Regions from separate parts of the Homo sapiens genome. Here region 1 is linked to region 2. Evidence: chromatin loops called from intact Hi-C (ENCODE). Cell type or tissue: HCT116. All regions are shown on one strand.

Region 1 (8,000 bases), 520 kb before region 2:
TGAAGCCTGAGGTCCCAAATGTTGACTGTAAATACTCCTCTCTGATGAAAATTTCACAACACTTTAGAGACATGCCCTGAAGTGGTTTAACAATCAGTTGTGTCGGGAAAGGCTGAGGAGGACTCCTAACTGGAGCTGAGTGGGGTCTGACTAACCCCAGATTTGTGTGTGAATGTGGATCTCTGCCCAGAAGGGAGTGAAAACAGAGCTCTGGGAGGATGACATCCCTCACGCCAAGGATCCTCAATCCCACCCCAGGGCAGACACTAGGAAACACACAAATGTTCACACACGTACATCCTCACACCCCACCTCCACCCTCTCCTGAGAACCAGCATCGCTGAGGAAACATGGGATGGTAGATCCAGAGTAGGGCCCACAGTAACCCGGATCTGGCCTGATGGTTGATGGGATCTTGCCCCTGGAAATGGTTTTCCCTAGGCCTTAATTTTACTATCTGTAAAATGAAAGACTTGGACTTGAAGTTTTTAACCTCTGACAATCTACGGTTCCTTAATGAGATGAACACCTTCCTAACCCACTGAGGAGGTAGGTTGCCTTCCTGCAGCCTGGACTTGGCTCTGGAGCCACCAGTTTTATTTGTCACACACAAATCCTCATACCCCTTCCTTGAGAATCTCTTCCCCTGCTCCGTGTGGTCCTGGCAGGAGCCAGAAGACCCCACAGTCACAGCCACAGTGATTGGTTCGGGGTTGGACAGAGTAAGTCAGATGCTGGCCTGATGTTTCTGTTACCTATTTTTGAGTATCACACTGCTCTAAAACCTAATGACTTTAAATGACAATCATTGTATTCCCTCTCATGGTTCTGCAGCTGGAGTTTCAGCCATCTAGAGGCTGGACCAGTTGCCTCCAGATGGGATGAGCCTCACATGCTCTGTTGGTGCTGGTAGCAGCTGAGGACTTAACTGGGGCTCTTGAAGGGCGCATGGTTCTTCTCCCCTCCGTGGCTTGGGCTTTTTAGGGTGTAACAGCTAGGTCCAAAAGGAAGCAGTCCAAACAAGCAAGTCCGCATGCACCGTGACTTATCCAGCTTCTGCTTACATCATGCTGGCTAAAGTCCTACTGGTCAAAACAAGTCACACATCCATGCTCAGAGCCACTGAGGGAGGGAACGACCCAAGAGAGTGATTACCAAAAAGCATGGTTCTTTGACTACCACCAATCAACCAATAAATTACTTTTTGTACTTACACAGTCACCAAAATACCCTTGACTGATATAGAGTCAATATTGGATCTGAATTCAATTCTTATCCTTACCACTTATCAGCTATGCAGCCCAAAAGTTGCCTAGCTTATCAGAGATTCTGTTTCTTTATCCTTAAAATAGAGATAATACCCAGTAATACTGTTCTGAAAAGTAAATAACATGTAAGGCCTGAAAACACTTTATAAATCCAAATGTGTGCTATACAAATAAACATACCACAGTGACGAAGAGAGAAACTGTAAGTTTAAGGCAATTTGGTTTGTTATTCATTCATTTTTATTAGAGATGTACTATGTACACAATATATTTTAACTGCCTGTATGGTGTAGAGGGGATGCCTAAGCCCTCAAAGAATTTAGAGTCCAATAGAGGAAATTGGTATTTACATATATAACATTAAACCAAGGCACCTTCAAAAATGCTGCTTCAAGAGAGGAAATAAAGTATTATGGAGAGAGATGGAGGGAATAAATAATTCCGAGTTGCATGGACGGGGTAGGAGAGGAATGAGGACATCTTCAAGAATGTGGCACTTAACCTGAGACATAAAGAGTGTGTTGGCTTTTATATGCATAGAGGAGGCAAAATGCATTCAGGAGAGCAGTCACTAAATGAACAAAGGCTGGGAGGCATATAGTAAGTGCTTAATAAGTGTTATAGATGTATGAATAAATAAATAAATGAATGAACAAATAGTGGTCCAAGAATAGCACATGGTCCAGCGTTTCCATAGCAAAGAGAATGTGGGAGTGCTTGGTGAGAGAGAAAACCAGAGGAATAGATTGGGGCTACATTATGATGAGTTTTGAATGCCAGACCAAGAATTTCAGCATTTATTTTAATCGGGAGCCATTGAGGATTCTGGGGCATAATAGTCACAAGATCATAACCATATTTTACAGAAATCACTCTGTTGGTAATGCAGGATGAGCCTGGTAATGGCACCTATGTATGTTTCTCCCTACAGAGGCACCCCTCCTTCCCTTCTCAGTCTGTGGAGTGTGGGTGGGCCTGATACCCCCACTCTCTCACTCTCCTCTGGGGATGATCAGATGATTCGACTGGCCAAGGGGAGTATTTCATTCCTCTGCATCACAGGGATTGGTCCAGGGATGGGCACCTGACTTGAGCCAGGCCAGTGAGATGGTGTCCTTGGACTTTAGGGGAAAATGTTAAAAAAAAAAAGGGGGGTGCTTATCTTCCCTCACTGGCATTGCTTATCCGATAGCATGTATGTCTGAAGTTGATGGGGACAATAAAAACCTGCCTGAGAATGAAGCTAACAGGAAAGAAATTAGAGACAGCAGAGAAAGGAAGTCCCTGACTGATGGCTTCATTTGAGTTCCTGGATAGAGCTGCCCTGAAAATAACATTTCCCTGAATTTCCAACAGCACTGGAAGTAATCCAATCACATTCCTTTCTGGCTTGAATTGCTTTTCTGCCTTTTTGTCATGGAATGATTCCTGATTAGATAGAGTTGGGCACTGTGTTAATCCCTAAACAGTCATTCACTCACCTAATAAATATGTTTCAGTGTCTGCCAGCTGCCAGCTACTCTTCCGGGCACTGGAAATAGAGTGCAAAAATAGACAAAAGTTCCTTCCCTCATGGAGCTTACATTTTAGTTGAAGTTGTGGGGGACAGACAATAAACAAAATCAGTGAGTTAAATGTATAGTATGCAAGATAGTGATCCGAAATGAAACAGGGGAGGGAACATGGAAGCAAGTTTGCAATTTTATATAAAGTTATCATGGGAGGCTTGGCTGAGAAGGGACTTGCAGTTGGTGAGGGGGTCAGCCTTGTGGAGAGGAAAAGCTTTCCAGCAAAGGGAACTTCTGTTGCCAAGGCAGGACCGTGCCTGGAAGGTCCGTGGAGCAGCAAGGAGGCCGGGGTGGCTAAGGCATAGAGGACAGGGGGTAGGTCAGATGAGATTAGAGTGATAATAGGGGAAGGTGGGGATCTTGGAAGCCTTTTTAAGAATTTGCCTTTCATCCTGAGAGACAGAAGCTATTGGGGAGTTTTGAGCAGAGGAGGGGCATGTACTGATGCAGATTTAAAACGATTGCCCTGGCGGAATGCAGTGGTTCACACCTGTAATCCCAGCACTTTGGGAGGCCAAGGCAGGAGGATCTTTTGAGGTCAGGAGTTTGAGACCAGCCTGGCCAACATGGGGAAACCCCATCTCTACTAAAAATACAAAAATTAGCCAGGCATGGTGGCGGGCAACTGTAAGCCCAGCTGCTTGGGAGGCCAAAGCAGGAGAATCGCTGGAACCCAGGAGGCGGAGGTTGCAGTGAGCTGAGATCGTGCCACTGCACTCCAGTCTGAGCGATGGAGTGAGACTCCCTCTCAAAAAAAAAAAAGTAATAATAATAATAAAATGATCGCTCTGGCTGCCACATCGAGTATAAAGAAGGGAGACCACAGAAACCAAGAGAGAGGGTGGTGACTCGGCCTGTGGTGGGAGAGATGGTCAGCCTCTGGATCTGTTTTGAAGGTAAAAGCCAATAGGAGTTCCTGGTGAATCCGACACGGGGTCCTGGAAGAAAGAGAGAAGTGTTGGGGAAGAAGAATAGGTATTGGGGACAGAGTGGTGGAGGAGCTAGGCATTTTTTACTTGAGCAACATTTTTGCTTGAGTGCCTCAAAGGATAGAGTTGTTATTAGCAGATGTGGGGAAGACAGACAGGAGCAAATTTAAGGATGAAGTTCCGGTGTTTGTTTCTATCATGTTAGATTTGAGGTGCCTGCTAGACTTCTAAGTGGAGACACGGAGTAGGTGGTTGAATATCAGAGTCTCACATTAAAAGAAAAGGTCTGGACTGCAGCTGTAAGTCTGCACCAACCTCAGAGAAAGATCAGAGGAAGCTCCAGCCTTACCAGTTCTATGAGGAAGATGCTCTAGCTGTTTTACCTCCCCAATGTCATGTCTTCTTTGTCCTATTTCCAACTGTAATTGCCTTGTAAGACAATGAGATGAGATGCACTGTCCTCCAATCTCAGAAGTCGATTCTAAATTCCGACAATCCTAACCAAAAAGACTATTTTTAAAAAACAGTTTTCAAGTTTAAAGTTCAGCTCTAGGAATCCAAGAGAACAGGAATGACCATGTACAAGAAAATAAAAGCAAACTCCCCAGGAACAAAGAGTCCTACCTATGAAGCCTCAAGAAAATCTGGAAATTCCTAGGATGTACACAAGGAGGAGCAAGGCAGGCAAAGAGAGTGATGCTGGGGCTGACAGGTGGCAGATGAGGTGTTGATTCAGAATCCTGGTGGGTTTCATCAGCTGATGAATACTGAAAGGCTCTGACAATTTTATTTCTGGCTTAAAATAGGAACTATGAATATGGAGGGATCTTTTAAATGTTAATAGAAGCAGTATTAAGGAAGAAAATTGGACCTATTGTTTTGCAAACAGCTGGATCTACTGAAGCAAATTCAGTGTGTATTTCTGAGGATTCCTTTCAAAATATGCTCAATTATAATAAGCAAAAACTCCAGGGATGCTCACTGTAGGAAAAGGACCCTGGGGATTTGGAATCAGAAGATCTGGCTTCCAGCTCCAGTTCTTTGGCAATCATTGACTTCTGAATGTCACATTCTAAAATGCAGATTCCAAGATTACTCAAGGCTGCTGGGAGGTAGAAGAAAGGCAATGTACGTAGTAATGACAGAGCTAAAAGCATTGAGGGCTACCACTGCAGGCACCGGGCTAGGTAACTGATGGGCACTGACCCAAGACTTCTGCATCTGGAAGATGCGGGTTAAGGTTGAGGACTTTGGAAGAAGATCTGGGTTCAAATCCCATCTCTGCCACTCATTTGCTGGGTGAGCTTAAGCAAATTATTCATCCTCTCTGTACTCAATCACCTCATCCACAAAATGGGGATGATAACACTTCTTGTCTTATTAAGGACATTATCAAAAAAATAAATGAGCTATTATATGTGAAGCACTTAACATAGTACACAGCACATCATACTCAACAACTATTGGCATTTATTGCTATTATATGTAATTCATAACAGGCTATGAGGCGCGCAGTCATTACTACTGCCATATTATAGCTGTTGAGTTAGAATGATCAAATAACTTGTCCCAAGCACTTAGCTGGTAAATAATAAACATCACTAGTAAATAGTAAAGAATGTAGAAGTGGTAATTATTTGTATTTTTGTATTTAGAAGGATTCGTCTATTTTCAGCTTCTGCTCATTCTGTTTCTCAGCTGAGATGCTATTAACTTCCATCTCTCTGCAGTTGCCTCTATCCAAGTATCCAGTTATCACTCACATGTCACACTTTCAGAGAAGACTTTCCTGACCATCAAACTAAAGCAGTCTCTATTGCCCCCCTCAGTGTAACTGCCTGTAATGTTACCCTGTTTTATATTCTTTACAGAAGGTATCCATTAGCTTGCTTGTTTGGTTGTGGTCTGTCTCCTCTCGCCAGAATATAAGCATGGACTTTGGCTTCTTCATCAATGCCTAGAATAGTGCCTGGCACATAGTAGATGCTCAATAATAGAATGATTACTGACTAGTAACAATTCTCTCACCACCTGTCTGAGCCTTCTGACCATGACCTCATTTTACTTCTCTTATAAATCCTTTTTAATCAATTAGTCTTTCTTCAGATCCATCAGAAAACAATCAAAAAGTTGGGATAAATATTGCTGATCTCTTGATTTATATATTCTACCCCCCGCCCTCACCCCTCGCTTCCCAATTCCTCTCTCCTGCACATTTACAAGGCTAACAGGACAGTACGATCAGACACGATTTCTCCTCTCCTGAAGGCTGGTGCTAAACTGTAAGGCTTAACGAGATTCCCATTGCTCTTACTCATTGGAACTGTCACGCTGTGGCTGAACCAATATTGGGAGTCATATTGTACATCGAAGTTCATTTTGTTCCCACGCTATTGTACCTGCAAGTGGAGTCTCTGTCACGTTTGTTTTAATACCAGGGTTCCAGAGGGAAAATGCCAACTGAATTCATTACTAAAATAAATTGAAACTACATGAGTAGGCTGAAATGGAAGAGATTTCTAAGACACTTTAACTTCTGAAACTCGGGGTCCAGTCATAAACGACAACCTCTGAAACACATGCCACCTCTCATTGGAAGCTAAGAGTCTCTTGGCCAGGACCAGAGACCAGTCTGACCTTTGCGAATCTGCATTACCCTTCCCCATTAACCAACAAAAAGGGACCTTCTTGCCCAGAGACTTTCTTTTTCCTTCTTCCCAGTAATTTCCCCACTGTTCATAAAAATAATGAGAGCATTAATAGTAATATAATTATATACCAACTGTTAACCTTTTAAAATGATTCATAATTATAATGAATAAGTATATACTTATAATAGTATAAGTATAGCTACTTCTACTTTGTATATACTTTCGTAGTACATATGATTACATACTATCCACTATTTCAATGTCTGAGATACAGTAGTGACACATAGCTGTACCTCCTATCTGCACTGTCATGGGGAAGACAACATAAAAGATATATAAATCAATGAATTATACATTGTGGTAAGTGCTATGAAGAAAACTCATACAGGGTTGAGACTGAAGGAGGAAATCTACTTTAGATGAAGCAGATAAGATTTAAGCTAAAATCAAAGGGTAGATAAGAAGGGGAACTATGTGAAGTGTGTGTGTGTGTGTGTGTGTACCCGTGCATGCACACACATGTGTGTACAACTACAGGCACATCCCCACTCTGTGGATGAGGACGCCAAGGCCCTGAAAAGTTAAATTTCTTGCCCAAGATCACTCCCATGTTATGAGGCAGGGCTTCTTTTGTATTTTTTTTTTTGGAAGCAAATTTAAATGTGTCATTTACTTTTATTTTCATTTTTAAAAAGGGGTTATATTATTTTTATTGAAAATACTTAATTGGCGAATTAAAATTTTATATGTTCAAGGTGTACAGCGTGATGATTTGGTATATGTTGTGTACTGATCACCACAAATTAATGAACACATCTATCAGCACCTCGAGTTAACATTTTAGGAACTAGTTTGGTCAAACTCTGAATTACACACCCTTTCCACAGTTCTATGCTGTTTCTTGCTTAAATCAGAGAAGATAGAGGACTGGTGCTTAGTCGGAGAAAGAGGTCAGGTGTCACGGTCTGGCGTCCCCTGTGCATTGCAGTGATGGCTGAGCAAGGTTCCCAGGGCAGCTGCAGTTGCAGCTATGGGTCTGCAGAGTGGAAAAGGCTCTTGCTCTGCCACAGAGGGAGAAGGGGTGAAAGGTACTGAAATGAAAGGAAAGCATCAAAGCCGAGAACACTACTTGTAGAAAATGTGGCTGACAAGTGGTCCAAGAAAATATCTAGGAGATGAAAACTTTGGAAGAACTGACCCGAAGCCAAGACAGATGAACTTGAGTCCCCAAATTCACACTTCCTTTGGGTCCACTGAGCAGGTGGAACTCAGATATTGGTCAAAGTCCATTTCTGAAATCCCCTTCAGATCCCATAGCCAGATTACTTTTCCCATTTCCTCCTTTAATTCGTTCAGAAGGGACACATAGAATGTATTCTACTCCTGGCACTGACAGCACAAAGAGAATGAAGTGGCCAGTGACTGGCCTCCTCTAAATAGGTTCATCTGACCAGGCGCTGTGGCTCACACCTGTAATCCCAACAGTTTGGGAAGCCAATTTGGAAGGATCACTTGAGTCTAGAAGTTCGAGACTAGCCTGGGAAACATAGTGAGACCCCATCTGTACAAAAAATACAACAACAA
Region 2 (8,000 bases):
TTGAATCCAGGAGGTGGAGGTAGCAGTGAGCCAAGATTGCGCCATTGCACCCCAGCCTGAGTGACAGAGCGAGACTGTCTAAAAGAAGGAATTTGGCCCTTTTTTGCTTCCTGCCTGCCTGCTTGAGCTGGAACATCTGTCTTCTGCCCTCGGACTGGGATTTTCACAACTGGCTTCCCTAGTTCTTAGATCTTCAGACTTGGACTGTAATCCCAGCTACTCGGGAGGCTGAGGCAGGAGAATCACTTGAACCCAGGGGGCGGAGGTTGCAGTGAGCAGAGATCACACCATTGCACTCTAGCCTGGATGAAAGAGTTAAACTCTGTCTCAAAGAAAAAAAAAGTATATATATATAATCAATAAGGATAGGAAAACCCTAATGTTGAATTTAAAAAGAAACAAACGAACCTATTTCAAGGTTTAAAGGCTTTTAAACAGACTTCTACTTTTAAGTGGGCTACATTCTAAGGACATTTTTTAAAACTGTAATCTTGAACTTTGTTAGGTTTGTTGTTGGTAGTGGTGTTGATGTAGTAAGTCTAATATTATTGAGTATTATAGAAGAGAGCAGAAGAGTAAATATAGTGATGTTCATGAAAACCAGCATTCTTCCTTTGAGAAAAGAGAGGTAAAAATATGGGCTGGGCGCAGTGGCTCACGCCTGTAACCCCAGCCCTTTGGGAGGTCAAGGTGGGATCACTTGAGTCCAGGGATTCGAGACCAGCCTGGGCAACAAAGCAAGACCCCATCTATAAAAAAAAAAAAAATTAGCTGGGTAAGGTGGTATGTACCTGTAGTCCCAGCTACTTGGGAGGCTGAGGCAGGAGGATTGCTGGAGTCTGGGAGGTTGAGACTGCAGTGAGTTATGATATTGCCATGGGACTCCAACCCAGGCAACAGAGCAAGACCTTGTCTCAAAAAAATGAAAAAGATAAAAATATGGACTGGGAGGACAAGAGGAAGAACTGCTGGTATTGGATTGGAGTTGGGGGATTCAGATAAATTAATGATTTTAAATAAAATATACTTTCTGGCTCTGTCTACTGAAAGGGCCTAGAGGCAATGAGACTCCAATAGCAAGAGCACTCTTCCTACTCATTTTTTTTTCTAAGAACTGAAGGTTTCCACTAAAAGAAACTGAATCTCCTTGGAGAAATGGCTGATTCAATGTCTGGAGCAAAGAAAGTGCAAGATGAGCCTGGGACCTCCTCTGCTACAGAATCGTGAAATAAGTAAAGAAGCACTCAAAACCAACAGGCATATGTCAGAAGGACACAGAGACCAACTGGAAGGGGCTCCCGTTGGCCTAATTTGGGACAAATTGAGAATTGAAAAGAAAACCGATGGTAATGATTTTTCCTAGTTGACAGTGATACTCAAGAACATTAAAAGGTGAGTATGAGAGGAGAGCATTTGCTTAAACAGCAGAATGCCAGCTTGTAAATGTGGAAGAAATGATAGGATTAGAAAAATTGTGATTTTTGCAATCACCAACATTATAATTGATTCAGTCAAAGTTTATTAATGAATGCTAGAACATGGTAAAAGTTGTGGAGGAACAAGATATTTTCATATCCTCCATGTACCATCCCAGAGATTACTTATTAATTATAAAGTGGGGAAATATACCTTTACAGTGAAGAATTCTAGCAGGCAACACCTTAATCAGAGGATTAAATTTAGCATCACCTATAACAGGGCACAGTGATATCATATGCCTCTTGTTATGAACACTGAGAGGGACCCAACATCACTTCTGTAGAAGTTTTTGCTAAAAGTCTTTAACTAAATCTAATTCTGAAGAAATATCCAGATAATCCAAATTGTGGGACATTCTATAAAAGAACTGACCTGAAGGCCCTCTCCCCATTTCCCCGCAAATGTCAAGAGAACTGTTCTAAAATAGACTATAGAGACGTGACAGCTAAAACAGCATGTGATTCTTGATGAATCCCGGATAAAAACAAAAACAAAGGCAAAACTAAGACAAAACAAAACAAGTAAAGCTTCAAAGGGTGGTACTGGGGGAAAAGCTATATATATTTAATAAGACTTTTAAAATATTAGATAATACCTCAATGTTGAATCTATTAGATTGACAATTTGGTTATACAGGAAAATGTCCTTGTTTCTTTGGAGGTAAATGCCAAAGTACTATGGAGTGAAGCTTCATAAAGTTTTTAATGTACTTTCCAATTTTCAGCCCCCAAACCCCACTATCTATCTATCTGTCTATGAAAAACACCCATATACGTATATGGAGTTATGTACAATAAACAAGAGTAGTGAAATGTTAACAATGGGTGATTGCAGGTGAAGGATATTTGAGAGTTCATTGTATTTTCTTTTTAAACTTTTCTGTAGGTTTAAACATTTTCAAAATAAAAGGTTGGGAGTTAGGGAGGCATAAACATGTGGGCTGCCGGTGGATGCCTGGCCCCAAGGCAGTCAACCTACAGATTCACAGCTAGAGACCTAGGACCTAAGCCACATGGCCTGAAAAGATGAGCTATTCTATATTGGTCAGGATCCTCTTGGCTTCAAGTAACAGGACACCCGAGTCAAAGTAGCTTAAACCTTAAGGATACCTCATGTAACAAGAAGTCTGAAGGTAAGTGGCTCGAGGGCTGGTCAGTTTGTCAGCTCAAGGATGTTGACGCCCTCTTCTGTCAGTTTCTCTGTCGTTCTCTTGGCTTTGCCTCATGGGTGCATGATAGGTACAACCGCGTCATGCATCATGTCCTCATGTGACATCCAAAGCAGGCAGGAAGCGGGTGGGCCAGCTCCCTCTCAGGCCTCCCCGTCTCGTATCAGGGATAACACTCTTTCCCATAATCCGCCCCCCAGCCCCGCAAAAGTTCCCTTACCTCTCAGCGCTCTTACAAACCAATGATGTATTCACCACCTGAGGTTGTTCACCTGAACAAACCTGATGAGGAGGGTGGTTGCTGAGTGGGCAGCCAGCGGTGTTGGCCACAGGAGCCAACCAGACTCCCCCCGCTCAGGAAACTAAGCCTAGAAACGCAACTTGTGTGTGCTGTTAGCAGTCCAGCTGATGGTGAATGGACAAGAAGTTGAGGACATGAGCCATGGATAAGCCAAGGTTAAGACAAAAGAAAACACCATCTCTATCCCTGTAGTGATAGAGGGTGAGAAAGCCATTTGGTAGGGAAAGTGAAATAGAGCACATGGTCTGAGTCAGTGAAGCTGCCCTTAGGGTTAGAAATGGCTCCCCCAGCTGCCTGGATCCCTGATGTTTTCTGGTTAAGATTTCAGTTCCAGGCCACATAGAATGGACTAGTCAGAACTCCTTATTGGCCAGTAACAGAACAAAATACTGCCCTGGCATCAAAGAGGAATTAGTTTAAAATGTTCAGGAATGTCTTACTATCTAAGGCAAGAATTGTAGGAAGTGTAGCCAGGCCTTAGAAAGTGCTAGCACCAGGTGGCTTCTCTTTGACTCTTGTCTCTGTGTTTCTCTACTGAGCATTTTATTCTTATCTCTGCAGTAGATAAGCAAATATCTTCGCATCTGGTCTCCAATGTTATTATCATACATCCACCCACATCTCCTGAATTCTCATTAAAGTTTTGACGCTGCTGAGAGCCCATGTGGTAGACAGTCCCTCGGTCCTACTTTCAAATTCCCAGAGGAGAGAAGCTGAGAAGCCTAAGTTGGGTCAGATGTCCAATCTGTCAAGTCCATGGGCTTCAGGTCACAACAGATAAATAGTGGGTAAGGAGGAGGAGTATTAGGAGAAAGGGGTCACTGATGTAAGGCCGCAAAGATATCCCAACGGCATCCACTATGATCCCCTTAAAGTACTGGTTCTCAAGGTTGGGGGTAGGAATTCCTCCCCACCCCCACTTTTGGCAATGTCTGGAGGCATTTTTGGTTATTACAGCTTGGGGGGTGGATGCTACTTCCATCTAATGGGTAGAGGCCGGGGTGTTGCGAAACATCCTAGAATGCTCCTATGACAGAAAATTACTTTGTCCAAAATCTCAATAGTACTGAGGTTGAGAAATCATGCTCCCCTTTTGATCCTGTAATGGGCCTTTCCACCAAATGGAGCATCGGTATTCACAGAGCACAAACCCATGCCTAATATGTAGGAGGACTCTTAAATATTTGCTGGACAGAAGGTGAGTGAAAATACCATTCTAAAACAGGGTGGACACTGATTCTACTTCTGATTACCCAGGTTCAGGGTGTACTCTGGGTGAAGCCACCATGGGAGCGCACAAAGGCAGGGAATGGTGAAATTCTTGCCTTGGGGAGTGGAAGGTAGGGGTGTGTAGAACAGAAGATGGAATAAGCAGAAACAGATGCAAATAGAAGACAGAACCATAAACCCACGCACAACTTGCTCTTGCAAGTGCTCACAACACAAGTAGCAGCTGCTTCTCTGGTACCTGCCCCTCCTACACACCATAAGGGAGAGCTGCCGAGCCTTAAGTCCTAAACAGCTGTAGGATATGATATAAGCATCTTTCCCCCCAGTAATTCGTCGGGCAGGCAGGTACAGGCTCCAGGCCACTGGGGTTTCTTTTTTGGTTTAGTAGATACATGTGCTTTCATTTCTTAAGGAACATTGTCAGCCTGAAATCTTAGAAAAACAAAAACACCTGTAAATAATTCAGAGTGAAGACAACTCCAGAAATAAGGAGAGGGAAGAGTTTGTAAGGCTGAGTATTTTCCTAAAACTCCTGACAACCAGAGTCTACTACTGGGCAAAGGAGAATAAGTTTTCTGGCAGAAACGCCAGAAAAGTTAGATAATGCAAAGTCTTTGCTGCCCTCTACTGATGAAAATGAAGACTAACGTGTGGTTTGAGAGGAGAGAGGTTTTTCAATTACCATTCCATTTTTTCATTTACTTTTTCAACACCTATTTACTCAGCTTATACTTGGTGCAGGTGATGTGCAAAGCATTGAGTACAGTAGCAAAAATTACAGAGCAGGTGCTTGTTCTCATGAAACTTACAATCTGCCAAAGGAAACCAATTTTGTATGTCAACAAACAGGAAACATTTTAAGGTTGTTGAAAGTGCTCTGAACGTTAACAGGCTAATGTGGAGATGTGTGGGTGGGGGAGACGGGGTACAGGGGGATGGCAGGCAATTTAAGAATGGAAGGTTGTGACAACGCCAGCTGTGCCAGGAGAGGCCAAGAGCTTTTCATGCAGAGAGAGAAGTGGGTGTAAACTCCAGAGACAGAAAAGTGCTCCCTGGGTCCTTGAACTCCGTGCAGGAGCAGAGGGCTGTGTGGAGAGGCCAGAGAAGTGGGCAAGTACCAGTTCACAGAGGGTCCCAGTATTTTGCCCAGGAGCTGGGATTTTGTTTGGGATACATTTTATTCAGAAGAGGAAGCTATTGAGCATTTGCTATTTTTGTCTTTCAAGGACTATTTTTTTTAATAGTACATACTCGCTACAGGGTATCAATAAAGATTTTTTTTTCCCAGAAATATCAGAAAGTTTAAAAAGTGCATACATTAAATAACTATATTAACATCTAGAGAAGCCGGGCGCAGTGGCTCACGCCTGTAATCCCAGCATTTTGGGAGGCCGAGGTGCGTGGATCACTTGGGGTCAGGAGTTCAAGACCTGCCCGGACAACATGGTGAAACCCTGTCTTTACTAAAAATACAAAAACTAGCTGAGCGTGGTGCCACGCACCTGTAGTCTCAGTTGATCCAGAGGCTGAAACACGAAGATTGCTTGCACCTCGGAGGCGGAGGTTGCAGTGAGCCAAGATCGCACCACTGCACTCCAAGCTGACTGACAGAGCGAGACTCCATCTCAAAACAAAACAAAAATCATCTAGAGGATTATTTTGTCTTCTGTGTGGATGATGGACAGTAGGGCAGCGGGGCAAGAGGAGGAGACAGAGCCAGGTGGTGCTGTGTGGGAGTCAAGCTGGGAAGATGGACAGAAATGAATGGATATGAGGTGGCTTTGGTGGTCTCACCTTCAGGACCCTCTGGTGGGTTGGATGTGGAGGACAGTGACACGGAGAGAGCTGCCAAGGCTGTGAGGACAAGAAAATCAGCTATGACACACGTTTGAAGAGCAGTGGCACCTGCAGGCTCCATCCCTGGCTCTTTGCTGGCCAGTGGGCCAGGGCCATTTGCCTGCCCACCATGCTCTCTCCTCCTGCCTAGTCTGGGTGATTACACCTGACAGGGTTCAGAGAGGCATCCCTCATAAAAATGGCCATAAAGCCGTTTGCTAATACGAAGCCTCCCATAAATGTCAGGTGATGAGAATTACAGCCCCGCAGGCTCATAAAAGAGCATGTCATGGCTTGAGGAAGCCACAGCGACGGTGAGGGCACCAGACTGTCTTTCCAAGCTGTATTTTAGTTTCGGGGAAGATATGACTGGAGGAAGTGCAGTGCTGGCTGAGGCCAAAGTGGCTCAGAACCTTAAGTGAAAGGCCCAGTTATGAAACCTGTCAGCAAAGCTTCCGTCCCGTGGCCCAGGGCTTCTTCAAGGTGAAGTGGAATGTATTCTGAACTTGTAGAACTTAGCCAGGAGGAGTAGGGGCATTAGTGAACCTGGCCTCAGGCAGCCTCTGATTCCGGGGAATAAACAACATACTGTTTCCTACTTTTTCCAATCCTTGACCCACCTGTCAGCTAATTAGTACATAGCCCAGGTGTTCTCTCTGCCTTGAGCTGCTCCCCTGCTTACCATCTGTCTAGCAATCCTTTGATGCACCCCATATGTCTCACAGCCCTGACCCCCCAACCTCTTTCTTTCTCTCCCTTTATTTTTTTTCTCTCTCTTTCATGTCCAGTCAACATTCAGCTAAAAATCGCTGGTATCCTATAATAAACATGACATTGTGCTGGGATTCTGGAAACCAGGCTGGGGGCAAAGAAACATGATATGAAGACCCCATCCAGAAGAAGTTACACATCTAGGACAGGCAGCTAGGTGAGTAACTTCTTCTGAGAGCACATCCACACTTAAAAAGTAAAACAATAGTAAATAATTGTGGCCAATATCAATATTGAAGGCTGATTGCATGCCAGGTACCTGCCAAGGGCATTAGCTCTTGTGGTCCTCCTGATAACCTGTTGAGGTGAGTACTACTATGATTCTCATGTTGAGATCAAGAGGCTGAGGCTGGGGAGGTGGGGACCTTTGCAGGGCGACATAGCCTGTGACCTTTTTAAATGCAGGTTGGCATGATCCTGAAGCCTGTATGCCGCTCGGCTCTGGCACATCAACCAGGATAAACTGAGGCTCCTAATAGTATGGGCATATCCTGCATGCTGCTCCACTTCTGGGGCCACTCTGCCTTTTGCTCGCTCTTAACTTTTCTTCCACACACACCACACATACATGTGCACACACACACATCTTGATCCATAATCCCATCCTGACCCCTATCCTTTGGATCCTAATGACATTTTGACATTGAATAAAAATTATGCAAAATTATTGCCTGCTCATTGAGAGAGCAATTTCAGGAACAAACACCAATAACCCCAATAAATTCCAATAAACTCAACATAATAATTAGCCTTAATAAATAATAAACACCAATATATTTTTGAATCAATTTTTATATTACATAACGTTGTTTTAATTTTGGGGATTAATTCTTTTTGGTTTCCTAAAGTGGTTTCTTTTCTTTTTTTTTGAAACAGGGTCTCACTCTGTCGCCCATGCTGGAGTACAGTGGCATGATCACGACTCACTGCAGCCTCAACCTCCTAGGCTTAATTGATCCTCCCAACTCAGCCTCCCAAGAAATAGCTGGGACCCCAGGCGCGTGCCACATGCCAGGCTAATTTTTGTATTTTTTGTAGCGATGGGGTTTCACCATGTTGTCCCGGCTGGTCTGAAACTCCTGGGCTCAAGTGATTCACCCACCTCGGCCTCCCAAAGTGCTGGGATTACAGGCATGAACCACTGTGCTTGCCCTAAAGTTATGTCTGGCAGTTCTTTATGTAAATTTTAGAGTGAAAATTTAATCATCAAGAGTT

What was found. Hi-C counts contacts between places; a loop is a spot of excess contacts. Peaks named below come from ENCODE experiments on the same cell type or tissue, not always from the same donor. Only the 100,000 strongest peaks of a DNase experiment are listed, where the experiment ranks them.
Region 1: it touches region 2 in a loop (20-fold over the local background); 2 of 110 quality-filtered maps call a loop at or near these places.

The regions. Positions count from the first base shown.
Region 1 is chr5:145,903,943-145,911,942 of GRCh38, forward strand. It overlaps a transcript of GRXCR2 not described here. Among named protein-coding and RNA genes, the nearest start is that of SH3RF2, 29 kb to the right of the region's middle. In HCT116, a CTCF peak has its summit at 4,451; a DNase peak (open chromatin) is centred at 4,439.
Region 2 is chr5:146,422,547-146,430,546 of GRCh38, forward strand. No RefSeq gene overlaps it. Among named protein-coding and RNA genes, the nearest start is that of TCERG1, 21 kb to the right of the region's middle. In HCT116, a CTCF peak has its summit at 4,810 (motif pointing left); a DNase peak (open chromatin) is centred at 4,775.